Linked DNA regions of Homo sapiens: all the other regions are linked to region 2. The links are chromatin loops, found by intact Hi-C in ENCODE. Cell type or tissue: endothelial cell of umbilical vein. All regions are shown on one strand. Region 1 overlaps FRMD4B (FERM domain containing 4B). Region 2 has its middle 39 kb from the start of LMOD3. Region 3 overlaps FRMD4B (FERM domain containing 4B).

Region 1 (8,000 bases), 82 kb after region 2:
TGAAAAAGTTCTGGAGATTGGCCGTACAACATAAACACGTCCAGGCGTGGTGGCTCACGCCTGTAATCCCAGTACTTTGGGAAGCTGAGGCGGGTGGATTGCCTCAAGAGTTCGAGACCAGCCTGGCCAACATGGTGAAACCTTGTCTCTACTAAAAATACAAAAAATTAGCCAGGTGTGGTGGTGCGTGCCTGTAATCCCAGCTATTCAGGAGGCTGAGGCAGGAGAATCGCTTGAACCCAAGAGGCGGAGGTTGCAGTGAGCCGAAATCATGCCACTTGCACTCCAGCCTGGGCGACAGAGCAAGACTCTGTCTCAAACACACACACACACACACACACCCAACATAAACATTACTTAACACTACCAAACTCTATTCTTAAAAATGGTTGAGATGATAAATTTTATGTATATTTTACTACAATTTAAAAAAATTTATTCTTAAATCTAGAGTTAGAAAAAGGATACATAGGCCAGGCATGATGGCTCATGCCTGTAATTTTGGGAGGCCGAGGAGGGTGGAACCCAAGGTCAGAAGATCGAGACCATTCTGGCTAACATGGTGAAAACCCATCTCTACTAAAAATACAAAAAATTAGTCGGGCGTGGTGGCATGTGCCTGTAGTCCCAGCTACTTGGGAGGCTGAGGCAGGAGAATTGCTTGAACCCGGGAGGCGGAGGTTGCAGTGAGCCAAGATAGCGCCACTGCACACTCCAGCCTGGACGACAGAGCAAGACTCTGTCTCAAAAAAAAAAAAAAAAAAAAAAAAGAACACGTAAAAGAAAAACAATCAATGCAGATAATGTTTTCCTACAAAAGAATGGAAAGTCAAAGAAATGTGTTTCTCTTCTGGGAAACTTCCTACTAGACAAGTGAAAAATTATTTATGGTCAACTTGAAGCCCCAACTCTTTAATCCTTCTTCCTGTATGTGTGATTCAATGTGTCTTTCCTGATCACACAAAAAAATGGATTAACCGCATTAGCCATCTGAACACAGATAAGAAGACTGTATTGTTATGTGTTATGTTATCACTTAGTGTGTTTCCAGAAACAAACCAAAAGGCCTGGAAATGCTTATCAGCGGGGGAATGTAGAATTCTCCCTCAACAATGTCGTCTCACAGCTCCTGTAGACTCTGGATGGTTTGCACTTTGAGAAGTGGAAGTAGTTCATGTCATGCTACTTTCTATTCCTACCGAATGCCACGCATGCCTGTGTCTCAGCCAGCCGCTACCTGAAGAGGCCAAGTATGCTGAGTTTCATTTCAGGACCAAGTAGCTATGATGGGTGTAACGGCCTGGTCCACTCCAGTGGAGAAAGAAACTGAGAACTCAAATGGGTCAAGAGAGTTACTTCCTGTATAGGACTGATCCTATGTGGTGTTAGTAACTGTCTAAAGATGTATTAAGGTGGGACTTAGGGTTTTTGTGTTCATTTAGTTGCATCAGGTTTTTTTAAGCTGTGAAATGCAAGGGGTTTTGAAATGCAAAATACTTAAGCTGTGAAATGCAGAAGCCTGACTCCTACTCTGATTCTATGGTTCATAGAGTAGAGTGTGTGGTCCAGCAAGAGGCTGAAATAAGAGTGGAAAATGCTGCTTATGTGTCCCCTTCTGGGAGATTCATAGCGCTCATGAGCAGATTGAAAACTTAGCCAAGAGAACTTGGGAAACTTTGTTTAACTTTTAACCAAGTATTGTAGAGAGGAAAATCACTTCTCAAGAGTTTTCACAAAAGTGTTTTGTTGATTCATCAAAGGCCCGACCTGAAATAAGACAAAAACGTTTCATTTCTGTCAAGTAAGCCTTCTTTATTCTGCTGGCCAGGAAGGTAATGATTCTAACAAATTTGTGTTGGGATACAAAAAAAGAAACTGGTTGGGTGCAGTCGCTCACACCTGTAATCCCAGCACTCTTGGGAAGCCGAGGCTGACAGATTTTCTGAGATTCAGGCGCTTGAGACCAGTCTGGCCAACAAGGTAAAACCCCGTCTCTACTAAAAATTAAAAAATTAGCCAGGCATGGTGGCTAATTTCAAGAAGAATTGCTTGAACCCAGGAGGCGGAGTTTGCAGTGAGCTGCGATTGCACCACTGCACTCCAGCCTGGGCAACACAGCGAGGATCCATCTCAAAAAAACAAAACAAAACAAAACAAAACAAAAAAACCCCCAAAAAACAAAAAAGGAAACCTCTAACAGTGGTAAAATGCATGTGGTTTGGAGCCCTAATTTGCCACTCTCTAGCTATGTGACCTAAATAGTAAGCTACTTAACAGCTACAAATCTCAGTTTTCCTATCTATAACATGGGGACAATGACAGTGCCATCAAAGGGTTGCTGTGAGGATTAAACATATTAATAATAGTAACGATGGCAAATATTGTTTATTGAGACAAAGAAATGGTTCCAGAGAGGCTAGGCAAACTACCCACAGGTACATAACAAGTGGCTGGGCCTGGATTTGAACCCAGGCAGTTAAATTCCAAAACTCCTCTCTTCACTACAGCCTTCCCATTGATTCCAGTGGGTACTCAGCATAGCGCCTTGCCCATGGGAGATGATATTTTTATTATTATCATTGACGGTAAAGACTCTGGAAATGAAATTAGATTTTAGAGCTTTAAGTGCTCCAGAGGTGTAATAACTAAGGGGCAAATTTCTTGAAAGTGTTTTTATCCTCCCTTCCTTAACTACTCTCCAGGGCATCCAAAGAAATTCCTTTCCCATGGGAAATAGCTGCATTTTTTTTTTTTTTTTTTTTTTTTTTTTTTTTTTTTTTTTTTTTTGTAGCACAGCTGTAACTTGTGAATATTCCCTTCCCACTTGAAGCTGGGTGTTAATATACTCTCATTCTGACCCAGCACTGAATTGCAAAATGTAGTCACTCACTTTTTCTTACAAGTAGAAGCACCCTAATCACATAGTTACTTGGTAATTTTCACCTCTCAAAATCTTAGGAAAAAAAAAAAAAGGCCGGGCTCGTTGCTCACCTGTAATCTGTAATCCCAGCACTTTGGGAGGCCGAGGATGGTGGATCATGAGGTCAGGAGTTCAACACCAGCCTGGCCAACATGGTGAAACCCCGTCTCTACTAAAAAATACAAAAATTAGCCGGGCGTGGTGGTGGGCACATGTAATCCCAGTTACTCGGGAGGCTGAGGCAGGAGAATCGCTTGAACCCGGATAGCAGAGGGTGCAGTGAGCCGAGATCGCACTACTGCACTCCAGCCTGGGCAACGAGAGTGAAACTCTGTCTCAAAAAAAAAAAAAAAAAAGCTTTGCTTTTACAAACTCATTTGTGGCTGGCAGCTGGGTGATAAAGCCTTGCCTCCTTGCCGTGTCAGCTTTCAGGAATTCTCTGTTTGTCTGTGTTGTGTTACCCAAGTAGCCTGTTATCTTTGCGGTTTAAGGGCTGACTTGGAAATTCAGACTGTCATCTATTTAAAGAAAATGGAAGTCCCCACTCCACTATTTTAATTAACTTTCAGAGAGCAGGGTTTCCTACTGGTTATGATAATGTTAACTTAAAATACTCTGAAGGGAACACGGCAGGAAACAAAATAAAAAGGGAGGATTGCTGTTTTTAAAGGTATTCTAGGAAGAAGAGTTTGAACAAAGCCATGAAGGCAGATAGCATGGGCCATGCGGAGAAAAAATGAAGAGAGGCATGAGCAGATACTAAGGAGTATGCACAGCAGAGAATGGGAGACTAAATGTGTAATGCCAACCAAATATGGCCTTGAATGCCAGGTTGTGCTGGTGTTGGTGGGCAGGTGTCTGTGTGCAATGAGAAATTAAGAGATTTTTAGAAATAAACAATGATCAAATCTATGTCGTAGGAAGGTAGCTGGAAGTTACGCACAGGCAGTAGTGTGTGGTGGAATCAGAACAGATCTGAGAACTCACCAGCAATGTAACAATCTCTTTGGGCTTAAATTTTACATTTATTACTTTGTTCAATGGAGATAATAGCTAATGTGGTAAGACTGAATGAAATCAGACATGTACATTTAAAATAATGCTGTAGGCCAGGTACGGTGGCTCACGCTTGTAATCCCAGCACTTTGGGAGGCCTAGACGGGCAGATCACCTGAGGCCAGGAGTTCGAGACCAGCCTGGCCAACGTGGTGAAACCCCGTCTCTACTAAAAACACAAACAATAGCTGGGCATGGTGGTGCTCATCTGTAATTCCAGCTACTTGGGAGGCTGAGGTAGGAGAATTGCTTGAACCCGGGAGGCGGAGGTTGCTGTGAGCAACCTCACACCACTGCACTCTAGCCTGGGCGACAGAGTGAGATTCCATCTCAAAAAATAATATATAAAATAACACTGTAATACCCAATTATTAGCTCAACACATAATTCACACACACACACTTTTACAGTCAGGCTGAGTGGGAAGGAATGAGGGCTGAGAAAGTTGCGGTGCTGATCAGCAGAAGGAAATCTGTCTGACAGGTGGGAAAAAGATGGGAAAGGAAAGGGGAAATCCTCAGACAGCATGCAAGAGAGAATGGAGCTGTAATTCAAAGGGAGACAATGGAAGAGGAGCTGGTTTGGAGGCTGGGCTGTTGGTGAGGTCAGCTTCGGAAATGCTGAATTCAAGAAAGAGGTGGATATTCACAAGGAGTGGACCAGAGCAGCCTTAAGAATTAGGTGGTCAGTCATTGTTTTTACTGAAAAAGCCACTTTGCCTAGGAAGGTATTTGGGGACATATTTTGGTCAATGTTTGTTTGTTTATCATGTTTTTTGAGACACAGTCTCAATGCCTGTAGTCCCAGCTGCTTGGGAGGTTGAAGCAGGAGAATCTCTTGAACCCAGGAGGTGGAGGTTGCAGTGAGCCAAGATGGCACCATTGCACTTCAGCCTGGGCGACAGAGCGAGACTCTGTTTAAACAAAAATCCCAGCATTTTGGGAGGCTGACGTGGGCGGATCACTGAGGTCAAGAGTCTGAGACCAGCCTGGACAACATGGTGAAAACTTGTCTCTACTAAAAATACAAAAATTAGCCGGGCATGGTTGTATGTGCCTGTAATCCCAGTTACTTGGGAGGCTGAGGCAGGAGAACTGCTTGAACCCAGGAGGTGGAGGTTGCAATGAGCTGCACTCCAGTCTGGATAACAGAGCAAGACTAAAAATAAATACACACAGATGTTCATCACAGCATTATTTATATTAGCTTTATGGGGAAAAAAAGCTAATATAAATAAGGCCATGATGAACATCTTTTTTCCCATTATTTATATGGGAAACAAGTAATATTTGTAACAATAGGGGAGTCCATCATGTCCATCAATTTGGTAAAATAAGATGGATTACAGGAACTGTTTTAAATACTTTACAAATGCAATATTAATTCATTTAATCCTCACAGCAATCCTATGGAGTGTGTATTATAATTGTAAGTCCCATTTTACAGATGAGGAAACTGAGGCTTGGAGATTTTAAGTAATTTGTTCAAGATTACACAGGTAATAAGTAGCCAAGCTGGCATTTGAATCAGGCTGTCTGGTTCCACAGTCTTTGCTCTAACCACTACAACATTGCCTCATGGTATTTTATTTTGCCTGACTTTCTTTGTGTGTGTGTGTGTGTGTGTGTGTGTGTGTGTGTGTTTTTAGACAGAGTCTTGCTCTGTTGCCCAGGCTGGAGTGCAGTGGAACGATCTCTAGCTCAGTGCAAACCTCCACCTCCACCTCCAGGTTCAAGCGATTCTTGTGTCTCAGCCTCCTCAGGAGCTGTTATTACAGATGTGTGCTGCCATGCACAGATAACTTTTGTATTTTTAGTAGAGACAAGGTTTTGCCATGTTGGCCAGGCTAGTCTCAAACTCCTGGCCTCGAGTGATCCGCCTATCTCGGCCTCCTAAAATGCTGGGATTACAGAAGTGAGCCATTGCACCTGGCCTTGGCTGATTTTCTTTTCTTTTTTTTTTTTTTTTTGTGACAGAGTCCCACTCTGTCATCCAGGATGGAGTGCAGTGGCACCACCTTGGCTCACTGCAACCTCCACCTCCTGGGTTCAAGCAATTATCTCGCTTCAGCCTTCCAAGTAGCTGGGACTACAGGCGTCTGCGAACGTGCCAGGCTAATTTGTTTTTTTTTTTTTTTTTTTTTTGAGACAGTTTCACTCTTGTTGCCCAGGCTGGAGTGCAATGGTGTGATCTCGGCTCACCACAACCTCTGCCTCCTGGGTTCAAGAGATTCTCCTTCCTCAGCCTCCCAAGTAGCTGGGATTACAGGCATGTGCCACCATGCCCAGCTAATTTTGTATTTTTAGTAGAAACAGGGTTTCTCCATGTTGGCCAGGCTGGTCTCGAATTCCCGACCTCAGGTGATCCACCTGCCTCGGCCTCCCAAAGTGCTGGGATTATAGGCGTGAGCCACTGTGCTCGGCACCCGGCGCCTGATTTTCTCAGAAGAGTTTTGTAACAAGGCAGGGTGCGATGGCTTGCACCTGTAATCTCGGCGCTTTGGGAGGCCAACATAGGCAGATCAGCTGGGCCCAGGAATTTGAGACCAGCCTGGGTAACATGGTGAATCCCTGTTTCTACAAAAAATACAAAAATTAGCCAGGTGTGATGGTGTGTACCTGTAGTCCCAGCCACTCAGGAGGCTGAGATGAAAGAACTGATTGAGCCAGGAGGTGGAGGTTATAGTGAACTAAGATCATGCCACTGCACACCAGCCTGGGTGAGAGAACAATGCTCTATCTCAAAAATAAACAAAAACAAAATAAAACAAAAGAAAAACAAAGAGGAGTTTTAGAACAAAACTTTGGAGGAAAAACATATCCTCTCTATTCAGGGGAGAAGATCAGATAGGGAGAGCATGGTAATTTGCAAAATGCTCCCACATGTCCTGAAAACCAACCTGCAAAGCCATTGTTTTGATTAACCCCAATTTACAGATGAGGGAACCGAGGCTCAGACAGGATAAGTGGCCACTCAGAGGGATGTTGCCAGTCTGCGTGATTTCCAGTCCCACGCTCTCTCCACTACTTAGTGTAGTTTGGACAATTTCAAAACAGTGTGCGCCACTTCAACCTCGTGATCACTCAGGAAAACCACCAGGAACAAGCTCGAGTGAAGGCAAAGGTCTGGACTGGGCTTGCCCAGAATTAACTCGCCAACCTTGATGTCCTAGGGCTCAAATGTTTGAACAACTGAAGGACTGTCCCTTTTAGGCCTTCCTTTGCCTCAGGCAAGGGATCTTCCCTAAGGAAGGTTTGTGAAATTACCCTTTCTTTTTCTATTCTCCACCTCCCCCATAACTATAGGTTATTACAGCTTCTTCAGACCAACCTTAGTCTCAAAAGTCTCATCAGAGGTAGATAAGAGACCAGATAGGATGATAGTAATAATGAGGATAATAATAACTAAATTAATAATAATAGCCCAAGGGTGTAGATTACTTGCTATAAGCCAGATGTTGCCCTGGGCAACGTTTACATACATTTGATTCTCATGACAGTTTTATGGGAAAGGTACCATTTTACCGATGAGGAAACTGAGGCTCAGAGGGTGTCAGTCACAGCCTTGACTGGGGCTAAGTGGGGAAGGTGGGTTAGCAATCCATTGAGTGTGAGCTTTTGGGCCCTGAAACCCTCATTTACAAATTGACTTTAGAATCACCTCCCGTATGATTTCTTATCCAGGGTTGTTTTTTAAAAATCACCCCCATAAATGACTGTGTTCCTTGCATATCTGATATTCCCAGGAAACGTGGCTTTTCTGGAGAAGACAACAGTAGAGACACAGCAGCTTTTTTCTGAGTCTCACTCCGTCACCCAGGCTGGAGTGCAGTGGCGCGATCTTGGCTCACTGCAACCTTCGCCTCCCAGGTTCAAGCAATTCTCCTGCCTTAGCCTCCTGAGTAGCTGGGATTACAGGTGCCTGCCACCATGCCCAGCTAATTTTCTTTTTTTTGAGACGGAGTCTCGCTCTTTTGCCCAGGCCGGACTGCAGTGGCACTATCTCGGCTCACTGCAAGCTCCAC
Region 2 (8,000 bases):
ACTATTAGAGGATGGAAGGAGGGAGGGAGAAAGGGGGGGCAACTGTTGAATAACTGTTGGATACTATGCTCACTACCTGGGTGGCAGGATCAATTTTTCCCCAAAACTCAGCATCACACAATATACCCATGTAACAAGCTTGCACATGTACTCCCTGCATCTAAAATAAAAGTTGAGGCCAGATGTGGTGGCTCACACCTGTAATCCCAGCACTTTGGGAGGCTGAGACGTGTGGATCACTTGAGGCTGGGAGTTTGAGACCAGCTGACCAACATGGTGAGACCCCCATCTCTACTAAAAATACAAAAATTAGCCAGGCGTGGTGTTGCACGCCTGTAATCCCAGCTACTCAGGAGGCTGAGGCGGAGAATTGCTCGAAGCTGGGAAGCGGATGTTGCAGTGAGCCGAGATCACACCTCTGCACCTCAGCTTGGGCAACGGAGTGAGACTCTGTCTCAAAAAAACAAACAACCCCCTCGTCCCCCCCCGAAAAGAACTAATTTCTCAATTTTTTTCTTAAATAATAGCTAAAGTTCAGGCTAGCCTTGAAATGTTTCCCTCTCTTAATCTGCATGGAGCAACATTATTAGAAGAAACAATTGTTGACAATATATTCCATTCACTGAACTCCAAGGAGTTGAACCTTGCTAATGTTTCAGCTTCAGTTAGGCAGCATGATCACTAGTATTTTTAAAGAATGAATTTCACACATTCTCAATCATTTTCATTGCTCTGTGAATGGAAGCAAATCATTGGGGTTCAGAATATTGTTCTGCCAACAAAATAATTTACGTTGCCAGGAGCTGGAGATCCTAAAAAATAACAAATAACATTTGCAGGCCAAACAACACAGTGCACCTAAAGAATTTTCTGTATTTTATTCTAAGTCAGGCTTGTAATTTCTCATACCAAAGCATCTCAGCAAAGGCCAGAAAGGGGATTTGGGAAAGCCAAATGAAGCTCACACCGTCCCTTTGCTTTTAAGCCTACATAGATACCAAGCCAGTTTTCAATATTTCTTTGGCCCTTGTTACTCTGTTAGAGCCATTTACTATTTCTGATCTGTGCTCAGCACAGAAATGGCAGGCCTGATCCAGCAGATCCATAACATTTTGAAATCGTGAGCTCTGTTTATTAAAATGTCTGGTCACCTGGGTGATGAGGCAGGGGAGGATAGACTGTCAGATAAAATAAAGACATGCATGGGACATTACGAATCCTAACAATGATTTGGTGATGTGCGCCTGTGGTCCCAGCTACCATCCCAAAGTCAAATTTAACTGGGAATTTTATTTTTTATTTTTCTAAGAATTAAAGCAAACAATCTATTTTGAAGTAACTCAGATATGTTTCATTTGTTACATCTAGTTATCTTGAAACACAGTAACCTTGGCTGGGTGGGGTGGCTCAGGCCTGTAATCCCAGCACTTTGGGAGGCCGAGGTGGGTGGATCACCTGAGGTCAGCAGTTTGAGCCCAGCCTGGCCAAAATGGTGAAACGCTGTCTCTACTAAAAATACAAAAATTAGCCGGCCATGGTGGCGGATGCCTGTAATCCCAGCTACTCCGGAGGCTGAGGCAGGAGAATTGCTTGAACCCGGGAGGTGGAGGTTGCAGTGAGCCGAGATCGTGCCATTGCACCACTCCAGCCTGGGTGACAGAGCCAGACTTTGTCTCAGAAAAAAAAAAAAAAAAAAAAAAAGTAACTTTGGTATAATGGTTGAAGAAAAAGGAGAAGCAATGTAAGCATAAATGCCTGAACATTTTACTCTTTTATCAATAAACATTACTAGAATGCGATGCATTTGAATCCATGCTTTTTTCCAAGGAAAACCTTCATTCTATCTTCTGCTTCCTGATATCGAAGCTGGATCTTATTACAAGGGTAGGATGCACCATGGAAAGCATGCCTAATTTTTTTGTTCGTTAGTCTTTTTGAGATGGAGTTTCACTCTTGTTGCCCAGGCTGGAGTGCAATGGTGCGATCCCCGCTCACTGCAAACTCCGTCTCCTGGGTTTAAGCAATTCTCCTGCCTCAGCCTCCCGAGTAGCTGGGATTACACGCATGTACCACCATGTCCTGCTAATTTTGTATTTTTAGTAGAGATGGGGTTTCCCCATGTTGGTCAGGCTGGTCTCGAACTCCTGACCTCAGGTGATCCGCCCACCTCGGCCTCCCATAGTGCTGGGATTACAGGTGTGAGCCATCACACCCAGCCCATGCCTAAACTTTTTAAACTACAGAAGGAAAGCTGATCTTCATCAGTTAGATCTCTGCATTATGCAGACTGACCACTGTGTTATTATATATAACATGGTGAAAAACACTGTTACATATGGCTTGTTGATAGCCCCACCTCAGTAATTTAGTTAAGCTTTAGATAGTCTGTTAACCACAAAGGCAGCATTTGATGTCAGGTCAAAAATCAGATCCAACTATGATTTTGTGGTTGATAGTTCAGAGAATGCTCTACAACAAAGGAATTGAGAATGCAGTGTGACGATATCTTTCTAACATTTAATTCAGGGAAAATGTCATCGCCAGCACAGCTTAACATTAACTGGGCATTTTAAATTTTTATCTGCTCACCTGGCAAATCTAATTACAGCACTGGTAAAATTACACCCTGGAATAGAAAAACTGTAGCCTAAGTCACATGGTGAAGGACAGGTATGTGTGAGAGAGAAAGGGGAAAGAATGAGCTTTAGAATTATTCTGATTTGGGCTTGATTTCTGACCCTCTACTTGATCATGTGACCTTGGGCAGTGTGTCTGAGCAGTTCCTCCAGGCTTGCTTTCCCCCTCCCATCTGTAAAATGGGCGTCTATTTTACAGATGGGAGAAAGATATCTCCTCTGGTTATTTAAGATGAAGTGTTAACTCAGTGCAGTGCAGTTCTGAGTCATATTGGAGTCTGACGCAAAAGGAAAAATCGGTAATACTGAACTCGTATTTATATAAAATTTTGACTTTTTTCAATTTTATTTATTTTTGAGACAAGATCTGGCTCTATCACCCAGGCTGGGGTGCAGTGGCACGATTTCGGCTGACTACAGCCTCAACCTCCCAGGCTCAAGTGATCCTCCCCCAGCATCCTGAGTAGCTGGGATCATACGCGCACATCACCACACCCAGCTAAATTTTGTGTTTTTTTTTGTAGAGACGGGGTTTCACCATGTTGCCCAGGCCGATCTCAAACTCCTACACTCAAGCAATTCACTCACCTCAGCCTCCCATAGTGCTGGGATTACAGGTGTGAGCTACTGTGCTGGGGTGACATTTTTTTAATCATGGGAAAAAATTGCGTGAAGTTGGATTTTTTCAAAAGACTGCATTGAAATATTATTTATCTTGTCAACCACGTTTTCGGGTGCGCTCTTAAAATTTGCACTTCGGCAGGTACCTCACTCATTTAACCCTAAGCCTGGCCTTGGCACTCAATGACTGTTAAATATTAATATTTAATGTTTGTATTTAATTTAATTAATATTTAAATGAAACAATGTTAAATGTTATTAACCCTCTTATATTCCATTTCCTTGTAGTATCCCATTAGAAACAATAAGGACAACAAACATTTATAAGGGCTCACTTTGTCCCAGGCACTGTGCTAAGCTCCTGAAGTACATCATTTTGTTGAATCCTTAAAATTTTAGGAGATTGTTACGATTATTTCCACTTTATAAAAAGTGACATTTTTAAAAATTTAAGCTACTTCCCCTAGAAGACATAGCTAGTAAATGGAGTTGATGGGCATTAGAAATTAAGTTTTGTTTGCTTTTTTCTGCAGGGCTGCTGAAACTTGTTTGTACACCTCGTGTTGAATTAAAGTATGAATTCAGACTCAGCAACTCCTGCCTGCATTAACCCAGATAGGCCTCTAGGTGTCCTCATTGACCAAGCTCCAGAATTCTAGGCCAGAGAAAAACTACTTTTAGAAAAGGGTTTCTCAAATAGTTGTGTGACATGGAAGTGCACATTTATGAGAAATATAGCAGCGTTGAGTGTCCGTGTGAGATGGTGATCATGACTCTAAAATAAAATAAATCTGCTTGCTTATGTGATTTTCTCTATGAATATTCAGCTCCTTGGCTACAGGTTGATCGCTGGATTTTAATACAGTCCTAAAGGACTGAGATTTTGATTGGCTGCAAATAGATTTGATGGATGGATGGATTCTTGACCAATGTTATGTAGATGTGATGGAACCCAAATGTTTGTTTTAAGAACCTTTAAAACTGTGCCCACTTAGTCCAAATTGTAACAGATTTCTAAATAAATAAAAAGAAGAAAGAAAAGGTTTTCTCAGGCGTTTTTCAGGTTTCTCAGGTTTTCTCAAGAGTTTGAGTTTTCTTAAACTCTTTCAGGGGAGTTTCTATATATTCTGTGCATGATTACAGACCAAACTGGGCCTGTCCTAGAAGGTTTTCAGTCTGAAGAAAGCTCTGGGATCAAGCAGGGCCAACTTCTCTGTGGATGGGAAGGATATGACACCCATTTGCTCAGCCTACAATCTCCAAGGGTGTGGGGTTTCTCAAACATCTATTATTGTGCTACTTACTCCTGAGCAGGGGCCTGGCAACTAGGTTTCCTGGGTGTCTTGAATCTACAGGACATGTCCTGTTTTAATGATTTTGCTTGGTGTCCTGTATGGATTTTTTTTCCAGGATGCCTTAAATGTCCTATATTCAGCTTTTTAAAAAATTAAGTTACAAAAATTTGGTGGTTAGAGCTATTTTTCAAATTTAATTGGCCTCCGGTATTTGCATTTGTTAAATCTGACCGTCCTACTGGCTGGCTTGTTTGCATTCATATGAACATAGAAAAGGTAGGGACCTGTCTTTGAGCCAGCAGCAGGGCTGTCCTAGGACAAGCCTCAAGTGCTTGTCCTAGTCCTGACTAAGCAGAAGAGCTGTAGCTGAACTGTTAGGAAAATGCCTTAATCAGTTTGATTCCTCAGGTTAGACCTGTGTGAAACCTCCCTGCACAGTGGACTCCAGAGTGGAACAAATTCATGCTTTACAAAGTTTCTGTCTTATACATTTGTGAATTGGAATCCAGGCCTGTGTACCTTCTAGCTATGTAACTTGGGCAAACTACTTAACCTTCTTGAGCTTCTGTTTGGAATTAATAATTGCAAACTTGCTGTGAGGATTAAACAAGAAAAAAGTGGCCGGGCATGGTGGCTCACACCTGTAATCACAGCACTTTGGGAGGTCAAGGTGGGAGGATCACTTGAGGTCAGGAGTTCGAGACAAGCCTGGCCAACATGATGAGACCCCGTCACTACTAAAAATACAAAAATTAGCCAGGTATGGTGGTGCATGTATGTAATTCCAGCTACTCGGGAAGCTGAAGTGGAAGTATCACTTGAACCCAGGAGGCAGAGGTTGCAGTGAGCCAAGATTGTGCCACTGCACTCCAGCCTGGGCAACAGAGCAAGCCTCTGTCTCAAAAAATAAATAAATAAAAATAAAATAAAACTAAATAAATAAATAAGAAAAAAGTGTTCCCAGTACCTACAGCAGTGCCTGAGACGTGAATCAGCCCTCAACAATGATGAGTTAGTTTAGTATTGTCATTTCAGTGGCTAAACTAAGGCAGTGCAAATCCTCCAAACATCATCTTAATATTCAACAACATCTTCTGACTTTTCTCCCTCAGGAAATAGTTTATATCATGAAATACCTTCTAGAGACTTGATGTTATGCTGAGCTGGTTAGGTGCATTATCTTGTTCAGCCCACACAATATCCTTGTGAGATATGTACTAGAGAGGAAACTGAGGCCCAGGGAGGTCAGGAAACTTCCCATAGTTCATATAAGCAGCCAGTAGAAAGGCCAGGAAATATTCCAAGCACAGCAGTCTGTCTCCAGGTCTGCATGACTTCAAAGCCTACACATTTAACCACTATTTTATAAAGATGGGGATGTCTGCTTAGACACCCACTATCAGATCCCTGAAAGGCTTCTTCCATCATAATTGAAGGGCTACTGGAAATGCCCTTCCCAGTCTTGGACTGTCAGTATTCTTGATGATATATTTCTCATCATTGCTTTCCAATCCTTAATCTTTCCTTTTTTCTTTTTAGAGACAGGGTTTTACTTTGTCACCGAGGCTGACGTGCAGTGGTGTGATCATAGCTCACTGTAACCTTGAATCCCTGGGCTCCGGTGATCTTCCCATTTCAGCCTCCAGAGTATTTTGGACTACAGGGGCATGCCACCACTCCCAACTCCTTTTTATTGTTTTGTAGAGACAGGATCTTGCTATAGTGCCCAGGCTGGTCTCAAACTCCTGGCCTAAAGCGATCTTCCTGCCTTGGCCTCCCAGAGTGTTGGAATTACAGGCTTGGGCCACTGTACCCAGCCCTGATCTTCTTATGAAGCCATTTTCTTCTGAAAATGAGGAGGGTCACATAGAGAATGGTTTCTCTGGTGAAGTTATGTGTGTGTTGGGAAGAAGAGGCCAGGTGCTGTGATGCTCATCTAGTTAACTACATCTCCTGTCTTCCAAGTACATTCCTTAAACAAACACCACTGCTCCTTTCCTCCAGCCTGTCTGCACAGGTAATTCCAGCCCAGTCAGTGTTAATGGGCCCTGCATCAGGAATATCTTCAAGCCATGCCCTGATCAGGAGTGTTGCAATTGCACAGCTTGAAAATCCACCAGCTGCAGGCTGCCCTAGGCTGTCTTTTCTTCCCCTGGTTATTTTCACCCTGCTAGTCTGATTTCCAACCTTCCCTTTGACCTTCCCTCTTTCTTCCTCCACAGGCCTACTTTAGTTGCTTCTTCCCTTCCCTTTTCATTTTCATTGATTTCCATTTAAGAGAGGTGGTTGTTGAGCAATTGCTGTTTTCTTTTTTTGGTTTTATTTTGTTTTTGAGATGGGGATTTGCTCTGTCACTCAGGCTGGAGTGCAGAGGCATGATCATGGCTTACTGCATCCCTGACCTCTTAGGCTCAAATGATCTCCCACTTCAGCCTCCCAAATAGCTGAAACTACAGGTGTGCACCACCATACCTGGCTCATTTTTTATTTTTTTGTATAGACGGGGTCTCACTATGTTGCCCAGGCTGGGCTCAAACTTCTGGGCTCAAGCAGTTTTCCTATGTTGGCCTCCCCAAGTGCTGGAATTACAGGCATGAGCCACTGCACCTGGTGAGCAATTGCATTTTTATAATGTCATGGTTAATAAAGAACATGATGGCCAGGTGTGGTGGCTCATGCCTGTAATCCCAGCACTTTGGGAGGCTGAGGTAGGCAGGTCACGAGCTCAGGAGTTTGAGACCAGCCTGGCCAACATGGTGAAACCCCGTCTCTACTAAAAATACAAAAATTAGCTGGGCGTGGTGGCGGGTGCCTGTAATCCCAGCTACTAGGGAGGCTGAGGCAGGAGAATTGCTTGAACCCAGGAGGCAGAGGTTGCATTGAGCGGAGATCATGCCATTGTACTCCAGCCTGGGCAACAGAGCAAGACTCTGTCTCAATCAAATCAAATCAAATCAAATCAAATCAAATCAAATCAAATCAAATCAAATAACATGAGATGTGGAGCCAAACAGACGTAGGTTTGAATTTTAGCTTTACCACTTACTTACTGTTTGGCCATGTAACCAAAGGAATATTAAACTTTCTGAACCTCCCTTTTTATATCCTCATCTGGGGATAAGACCATTTTTCTTGCACAGTTGTAGGGAGAATTAGATGGGTAATGTATGCCTGTAACCCACTGTTTATGGTGAGAAGTAAAAAATGGCAGCTTTCTGTCTTCTTACCTTGATAGATTTCTTTAATCCTGGCATAATAATCTGTCTTCACATTCTTTTAGTTTCTAAAACTGGCCAAGCTTCTCCTGGCTTTACAGCCTTGGCGAATGTTATATGTCATTCTCTTAAACCCTAGAGAGCTTCTATTCTTTTTGCTTAATTGTATCTTCTCTTACCAATCCTCAAGTCTAAGCTTAAGCATCACCTTTCCAAAGGGGCCCATTGTGTCC
Region 3 (8,000 bases), 130 kb after region 2:
CGGGAGGCTGAGGCAGGAGAATCACTTCAATCCAGGAGGTGGAGGTTGTGGTGAGCCAAGACTGTGCCACCGCACTCCAGCCTGGGCAACAAGAGTGAGACTCTGTCTCAAAAAATAAAACAAAACAAAAAAACAAAAACAAAAACTCTAATATACAAAATGGGATTAATGGCAGATTAGATTGCAAAAAACAGATGAGGGAAACTGAAGACAAAGCAAGAGAAACTATACAAGATATCATATTCCCCCAAATCCCCACAAATGCAAAGCATTACTATGTGACAAGTTCAAGTGGCCAAGCGTATGTGTAATTGGGCTTTGCAAATGAGGCATACATGAGGCCAAAAAAAAAAAAAAAAAACCTGAAGAAATAACGGCTAAAATGTTTCCGAATTTGATGACAACTATAAGCCAAGATGCTCAATAAATGCCAATGACACACACACATACACAAACACATGAAGAAAGCTATACCAAGGCACCTCATAATAAAAATCCTCAAAGCAGGCCAGGCACAGTGGCTCATGCCTATAATCCCAGCACTTTGGGAGGCTCGAGGCAGGTGGATCACCTGAGGTCAGGAGTTTGAGACCAGCCTGGCCAATATGGCGAAACCCCATTGCTACAAAAAATACAAAAATTAGCCGGGTGCGGTGGTGCACACCTATAGTCCCAGCTACTCGGGAGGCTGAGGCAGGCGAATTGCTTGAACCTGGCAGGCAGAAGTTGCGGTGATCTGAGATGGCACCACTGCACTTCACCCTGGGCAACAAAGCGAGACTCCATCTCAAAAAGAAAAAAAAAATAATTGCTCAAAGCAGAAAAAAGAAAAAAGAGAAAAATTTAAAAGCAGCTAAAGAAAAAGATATTCCATACAGAAACACAAAGATAAAGATGACAGCAGACTTCTCATCAGAAACAATGCAAGCAAGAAGATAGTGAATCAGTATTTCTAAAGTACGGAGAGAGAAAAACTGCCAACAAGAATCCTATATCATGTGAATTATCTTCTAAAACCAAAGGCAAATAAAGATGTCTTCAGGTACAAGCTGAAGGAATTCACCACTAGTATGCCCACACTATAAGAAATGCTAAAGGAAGTCCTCCAGGCAGAAAGAATCATAACAGACAGAAATATTAACCTACACAAGTGAATGAAGAGCAACAGAAATGCTAACTCCATGGGTAAATATGTAAGACTTTTGGTACTGTTTAAATCTCTTTAAAGTTAATTGAATATTTACACAAAAATAATAATGTCATGTGCATCTGTAACTTATCTAAAAGTAAATTGTATGACATCAATCGCATAAAGGCTGAGAGGAGAGAAATGGAAGTATACTACTGTAAGATTCTTATGCTACATGTGAAGTGGTATAATATCATCTTGAAGGTAGACTTGATAAGTTAAAAATGTGTATACTATAAACCCTAAAGTAACCATGGAAACAACAAAGAGTTATAGCTAATAATCCAACAAAAGAGGTAAAATGAACACATAACATGCTCAATAACCCTAAAAGAAGGCCTGGAAACAGGTATACAGTCTGGATAGGGAATTCTGAGATTCCCAGGCATTGAGATCAGAACGTACAAGGGAGGAGCCAGGCTCCACTGGGCATCTCTTGGCCCATGGCTTCCCTTCCCTTCCTCAGGAAGTTGCTTGAGAAGACCACAGTGAAGGCTTTTAAAGCTATGCTAGTCTGCAAAGAGAAAAAACAAAAAACTGAGAGTGTTTAAAAACTTTTTTTGTTTTATTCTTGTTTTTGAGACAAAGTCTAACTCTGTCGCCCAGGCTGGAGTGCAGTGGCACAATCTAGGCTCACTGCAACCTCTGCCTCCAGGGTCCAAGTGATTCTCCTGCCTCAGCCTCCCGAGTAGCTGGGATTACAGGGGCACACCACCACGCCTAGCTAATTTTTGTATTTTTAGTAGAGATGGGGTTTCACTGTGTTGGCCAGGCTGGTCTCGAACTACTGACCTCGTGATCCACCTGTCTTGGCCTCCAAAAGTGCTGGGATTACAAGCATGAGCTGCCATGCTCGGCCGTAAAAACGTTTATAGCAATTTGACATGGCTGTAACATCCCAGCATGGGATTATTTTTCTAGCAATGCATGTTTATTGAATTTTATAAAAGTGATCTGTCCTTGATTCATTAGATAGAAATAAAAAACAATAAAAGAAAAACCCTGTCCCTTACCACAGATAACTGAGATACTGCTTGAAAATATGTGGCTGTGAGCAGCTTTCCTTGCCTAGATTTAAGGTGGCACATGTGTGCAGGGATCAGAAGGCAGAAATTGAACCGAAATAATAAGGCTGGTTTTGAATTACTGTAAGTGTAGGGCATACCTTATTTAAAAAGATTTCTGGCCTAGACGTTTTGATTATGATCTGATTGATCCATCTTTCTGTCTTTCTGGGTCACTCTGTGTCGATTATTTGCTGGATTTAAAGTAGTAGTGATTGTGCATATGCAGGATTCCCGTGCAGATGGTTGTCTTTCCCACTCAGAATTTGAGAAAAGATACCATTTGTGTATGTGTGTAGTTGGGGGGTAGGACATATTCATGGAAAAGATTGTGGCCTTTTTTTTTTTCTTAGTTTGAATGCAAGAAGAGAGGCAAAACCATTTCTTCCTGTCATCCCAGTCGCTCTGGAGGCATCCAGTGAACATGACAAACGGGGCACCTACCTTGTGCACACAGGCCTTTGCATTCAGGAAAAACAGCTCCACGGTGGTTTTATCCTTTAAAAACGATATGCTCTCAATGTAAAACCTGAAAAACAGCAGAGGAGTTTGTTCCTTCAGATTTATTTTCACCTCTCAGCATTCCTCATTCAGTGTTCCCCAAAAGCAGGGCAAGAATTTTGAGAAACCTGAGGAAGGTTGTGCTTTCTTTTCCGTTTTAAAAGAAATATGCACCGCACGTATTTATGTGATGGATGTATGTGTATGTATACCTAAAATCTCTTTCAGGATGTTTTTGTGTCTTGGAAGGTGAGTTAAAGAGAAACCCCAAATGGTATTCAACCAAAAACAAACAAAAACAAACGTTTATCTGTGTTGCTTATTCTTTGAAACATGTTCTGGGAGTTCATAATACCTCAGACAGCTTCAAAACAAAGCGCAGATGAACTAGGAGTTGAAAGCTGAAGTCGGCTGAGCAAGCACTACCTAACCGAACCCCAAAGCCTGCTTGAGGCTCGGGGGTTTTTAGACGGAGGGGCCTGAGGGCCCCATGCCTACCTGACCCCCATTCACTGGGTGAGTTTCCATCACACTTTTCAATCACTCCTTTCTTCCTTCCCATCCTTCCAGGCCCTGGGTTTTCCTTTGGCTCAAAGCCAGGCTCTCAGCAGCCATCAATCTTGGTCTTTTCTCATGCAAATCAGGGTATTCTGGGCCTCACTGCCCCACTCCCTTTCTAGGATTTTGCTTGTTCAATCTGTGAAACCACAGGTTGCAGGCAGGCCCCTCTCAGGAGCGCTCTGACAGCTCCCGGGTGGGGAGGAGGCTGAGTCTTTAACAACTCTGTTTTCATAATCCTGTACTGATGAGGCCGGCTTGCAAAGGCTGGCACTCTGTGGTGTGCGAGTGGGCAAGCTGGGGCCCCGAAGTTTTCCTCAAGTTCTGGAGCATTGCTTGATTAATAATCATGAAGAGCCATCAAGCCCCAAGACAGCTCACTGCTTTGAGTCCGAAAGGGAATTTACTCTCAGATCAGTGAGAGTGAAGGTAAACCAGGGCTAGGAAGTGGCCAGGTGAACCTATCCTTAGCTCTGCGGAATCCTGAGTGCTTGAGCCTTTGCTTCTCTTTTTCTCCCTTTCCACAGTGATGATACCTTTGATAAATAAATGCAGCTGAAAGGGCTGTGAAAGATTTTATCACTGAGATGGTAAAATCATTCGAAACATTCCACCCTTTAATGTTGAGTCATCAACGGAAGTTCCAGAAAGAGAACAAATCCTTTGTATTTTTACTTACAAGCTTTTATCTCACTTGTAAGTGAGGTTAATGAAGATGGAGGAGTGTCAGATTTATGAGAAGAGAAAGTTAAGTACAAAGGTGGTGAAGGAAATGAGGAGTTGGGGGAAAAATAGGTTTTGGAATCCAAAAGATCAAGATGTAGTGTTTCATGTCCACCATTTATTCGCTGTATGGCCTTGGGCAAATTATTTAGTTTCTTTGTGTCTTTTTTAAATTGAATGTCGTGACTGTACTTATCTCTGAGGAAAGAACAGAACTTTTATCTGAGGAATTCCAGTTCTTTCAATTTATCAGGTCTAGAGAGGCATTAAAATAGACAACAATCAAGTCTTACTTCCCTCCTTGAGCTATGTATTTTTCTCCGGAAACTGCTTGCTACTGCCAAAACTAGCTGCACTGGGCACATTAGTGTCCACTGCCCCGGACACTGTAACCCACAACCTGTAGCTCAACAATGGATAGCCAGGCCAGACGCAGTGGCTCACGCCTGTAATCCCAGCACTTTGGGAGGCCGAGGCGGGCAGATCACTTGAAGTCAGGAGTTCCAGACCATCCTGGCCACCATGGTGAAACTGTCTCTTACTAAAAATACAAAAATTAGCTGGGCGTGGTGGCGGGCGGGCACCTGTAATCTCAGCTACTCCGGAGGCTGGGGGAGGAGAATCACTTGAGCCTGGAAGGTGGAGGCTGCAGTGAGCCAAGATTATGCCACTACAACTGCAGCCTGGGCAACAGAGGGAGACTCTGTCTCAAAAATAAAACAAAACAAAAAAAACCCAAAAAACAACGTATAGCCAATCACTGATCAATGTTATTTCTGTAAACCAAGGAGAATTAATTCCTGACGAACAACTTTTGTAACTGTCCCCTTTCTTGATTTGTCCTTTTTTTCTTTAAACACTTGGACCTCTCCTTACTTCTCCAGAGCACTTCCTAAGGCAACTTGGAAGTGTGTCCTAGGCTGCAGTCCTCAACCTTGTCCCAAATAAGCTTTTTATATTAATTTTGTCTCAGCTTTTCCTTTTGGGTAGACAGTATTCTCCTCTCCCATCAGTCTAGTGTCTTCTACCCTGAGCCCTGCTGCGTGGACTAGGCGAGTCACCTGACTCAAAGGCAGCCAAGATGTCAGGCGGTGAGGTGGCCTGGAAAGGAGCAAGTGCCACTCAACAGATGCTTTTTATACTGCATGATGAATGAGTCAACCAATTGCACATGGTCTCTTAGAGACTTGAGGGGCGGGTGAGGAGGGATTCAGTGGAGGCAGAGAAAGGCACTAAGCAGAAATTACGAGGCAGCAGAAGCCATGAAGTAGAGAGGGACAAGAGTCCACAGCAGGAGTTGATGGACTGAAGCAGGGTAGCCGAGTCACTTGTGATGGCAGACACCAAAGTGAGGCAGACCAGAGGTTGGCTGCTGCTACAGGGCTGAGATGACCCATGTTATACAAGTTTCTGTGCATTTCCAAGAACCTTCCAGTTCAGCTACTTGGTGGTGGCTGTTTCCTGCTTTCTTGGCTTTCCCATGCATTTGTATCCCTATCAATGAAGATAATATGAGCAGGCTTCCAGTGGGCAGCCTAATTAAGGGCGGCAGCAGGATCCCAGCTAACATTTCCCTGAGCTCTTACTGAGGTGCCTGCAATGTGCTAAGTGCTTCCCGATTGTTCTCTCATTTAATTATCACAACTGCCTTGGGGAGGGACCTATGATGACCCTGATTTCACAGACGCAGACTCTGAGTTTTAGAGATCTGCCTACCTGGTGGGGCTAGGTCTTGGTCTGGGACAATGACTTTGACTCTGTGGACAGTGCTCTTAACCAACATCTCCTCCTGGGCTGCCGCTCCCAGTTCACTCAACTAGCACTCAGCAGGAAGCTGAACCCTTAGTAATTGTGGGCGTCTCAACCATGTAAAAAATAGCAGAAAAATAAGACAAGTGTGACGTTTTCACCAAAATGTTAACATATATAGAAGTACGTGTGTTCTCTATTGCTTCAATAAGCAAAACCATGGCAAAAGACTTACGTTGAAGGATTTTGATTAACCTATGAAACACCTTTTTAAAAGTTAGAGTAGTCTCAGAAGGGGAAGCCCTTTCCAGAGGAAGAGATCTCCCTGCCCTAAAAAAATCCTAGGTCAGATTAGTAGAACTCAACATCTGCCTTCTACTTGAAATTTCTAAGATTATTTTTTTCCTTCACTTTTAATTACTTCAATAGACTTCTCTAACAGGGACTGTATTAAAAACACGGGGTCAATGAATTTTCACACACAACAAAGCTCATAAGAATTTCTTAATATTATTTAAAATTTAGTCTTCACTTGTATTTTCCCATTGCCTCCAAAACTTATAAAAAAAAGAGTTCTGTGATTGTGACATTTAATAAGTAAAGCTGCACTGGCCTATGGCAACAGTCACATATGCAAAAGTCGTAAGGATCACTGGCTGGATATAAATGAGTGATGCTGACCAGATGGGTGAGACCTGCTTGGGGGACACTGGGACACATTTTTTCTGCTCTACTAAAACTCCTTCATCATGGTGTGGGTAGGTGACCCAAGCTAGGCCAGTCAGCTTCTCACCCTGGAGAATAAACTTGATTAGAATGACCTAAAGATCAAAGATGGTTGGAGCCTATTTATTCTGCTAACAGCACTCTGATGAAATTGTCCCTTGGTTTCTGCTCCCTAGATCCCTGCAGAAGCCCTCATCCCTGTGTTTTCTGAGTCTTTGTCAATTCAGTTTTCCTTCCGTTTTGTTTGTTAGCCACAGGTAGTTCTGTTGCTGGCAACTAAAGAACCCAAGTTAATAGAGGGCTTCTTCCATGCTAGGGATAATACAAAGTGCTCTACAGGAATCTCTTTTTTTTTTTTTTTTTTTTTTTCCATCTTTGGTACCACCAGATGCAGTAGGCAACAAATTATGAGCCCATTTTACAGATGAGAAAGCTTAGATACAGAGATGTCAAGTCTTCTTCTTTAGGCCATACAGCTAGCAAGTAGTGGAGCCATGACTCAAACTGAGGTCTGTTAGACTTCTAAGTTCATATTCCAAGTCAATATGATATAATGCTTTCCTACAATAACAATCAAAATGAAATATAACATGTACAGAATGCTGTGGGGGCCCACCAGCCTGAGGCAATTAACTCAGCTTATGAATTAAGGGGAGAATGCTGCCAAACTGAAATCCATAGAACTAAGCACCACAGGAGAGGGGACAGTTGAGCTGAGTCTTAAAGAATGCATGAGTTCACCAGGTAACAAAGGTAGGAAGGGCACTCAGGCGGATAGCATATTAGCCAAACTAATCCTCCTGCTAGTCTTTGAGCCCTGAAGAAACCGCATACAGGTTGCTGGGTAGCTTGGCACCAAATCAATTTGTAGCGCATCCAACTTTGAACAGATACCTTTGTATTAGAAACTGGGTTCACCTTGTTTTTGGAGTCCAGGCCCCTGACTACATCCTAGTCCCAGTAAACAGGTCCCTATCTTATTTCCCACTACTTTCTGGCGACCAGCCCTGGTGCCTCCTGCCTAGGCATCAGATTACCAGCTTTCTGAATCCACAATTCCATCTCTCCCTCAAGGGGGCCATTGTAATGGCTTCATATTTATGGAGTGTATGAAAAATACATATGGGCTTTGGGGAAAATGGCTCTTCAGGCACACCTATCAACACAAACCATGAACTGAAAACAAAATCTAGGGCTTCTTAATGACATGAAATGGACTATCCCAGATTCATAAAGACCTTTTTTTCAGCCTTTTTTTTTTTTTTTTTGCAAAAGGATACTGTTTCCTTTTTGCATGCTTACTGTGAGCGATTTCACTAAGGTTTTCTTAAGTTGAAGCCCATGGTTAATTTTTCAGCTTCGGAAAGAACCCAGGCTTTTTGAATAGGCACACATTTTGGAGACAAACCTCGGCTTCACAAGTGTAATTTCTTGAGAAGAGAATTTGCTCAGGAAGGTTTTGTCACTGTTATTTGGGCTCCTCCCATTAG

Evidence for each region. Hi-C counts contacts between places; a loop is a spot of excess contacts. Peaks named below come from ENCODE experiments on the same cell type or tissue, not always from the same donor. Only the 100,000 strongest peaks of a DNase experiment are listed, where the experiment ranks them.
Region 1: a loop joins it to region 2, with 3 times the contacts of the local background. A loop is called at or near these places in 14 of 110 quality-filtered maps.
Region 3: it touches region 2 in a loop (3.0-fold over the local background); 9 of 110 quality-filtered maps call a loop at or near these places.

What each region holds. Positions count from the first base shown.
Region 1 is chr3:69,239,737-69,247,736 of GRCh38, forward strand. All of the region lies in intron 7 of FRMD4B (FERM domain containing 4B), which reads right to left. Among named protein-coding and RNA genes, the nearest start is that of LMOD3, 120 kb to the left of the region's middle. In endothelial cell of umbilical vein, no CTCF peak of the experiment used is centred here; DNase peaks (open chromatin) are centred at 1,045 and 3,375; H3K27ac peaks cover 4,627 bases.
Region 2 is chr3:69,157,902-69,165,901 of GRCh38, forward strand. No RefSeq gene overlaps it. Among named protein-coding and RNA genes, the nearest start is that of LMOD3, 39 kb to the left of the region's middle. In endothelial cell of umbilical vein, a CTCF peak has its summit at 3,882; a DNase peak (open chromatin) is centred at 3,920; H3K27me3 peaks cover 78 bases.
Region 3 is chr3:69,285,055-69,293,054 of GRCh38, forward strand. FRMD4B (FERM domain containing 4B) reads right to left here. Exons shown (of 23, transcript NM_015123.3): 5 at 2,698-2,782. Among named protein-coding and RNA genes, the nearest start is that of FRMD4B, 97 kb to the right of the region's middle. RefSeq lists an enhancer at 3,110-4,100. In endothelial cell of umbilical vein, no CTCF peak of the experiment used is centred here; DNase peaks (open chromatin) are centred at 3,967, 4,147 and 5,137; H3K27ac peaks cover 2,610 bases.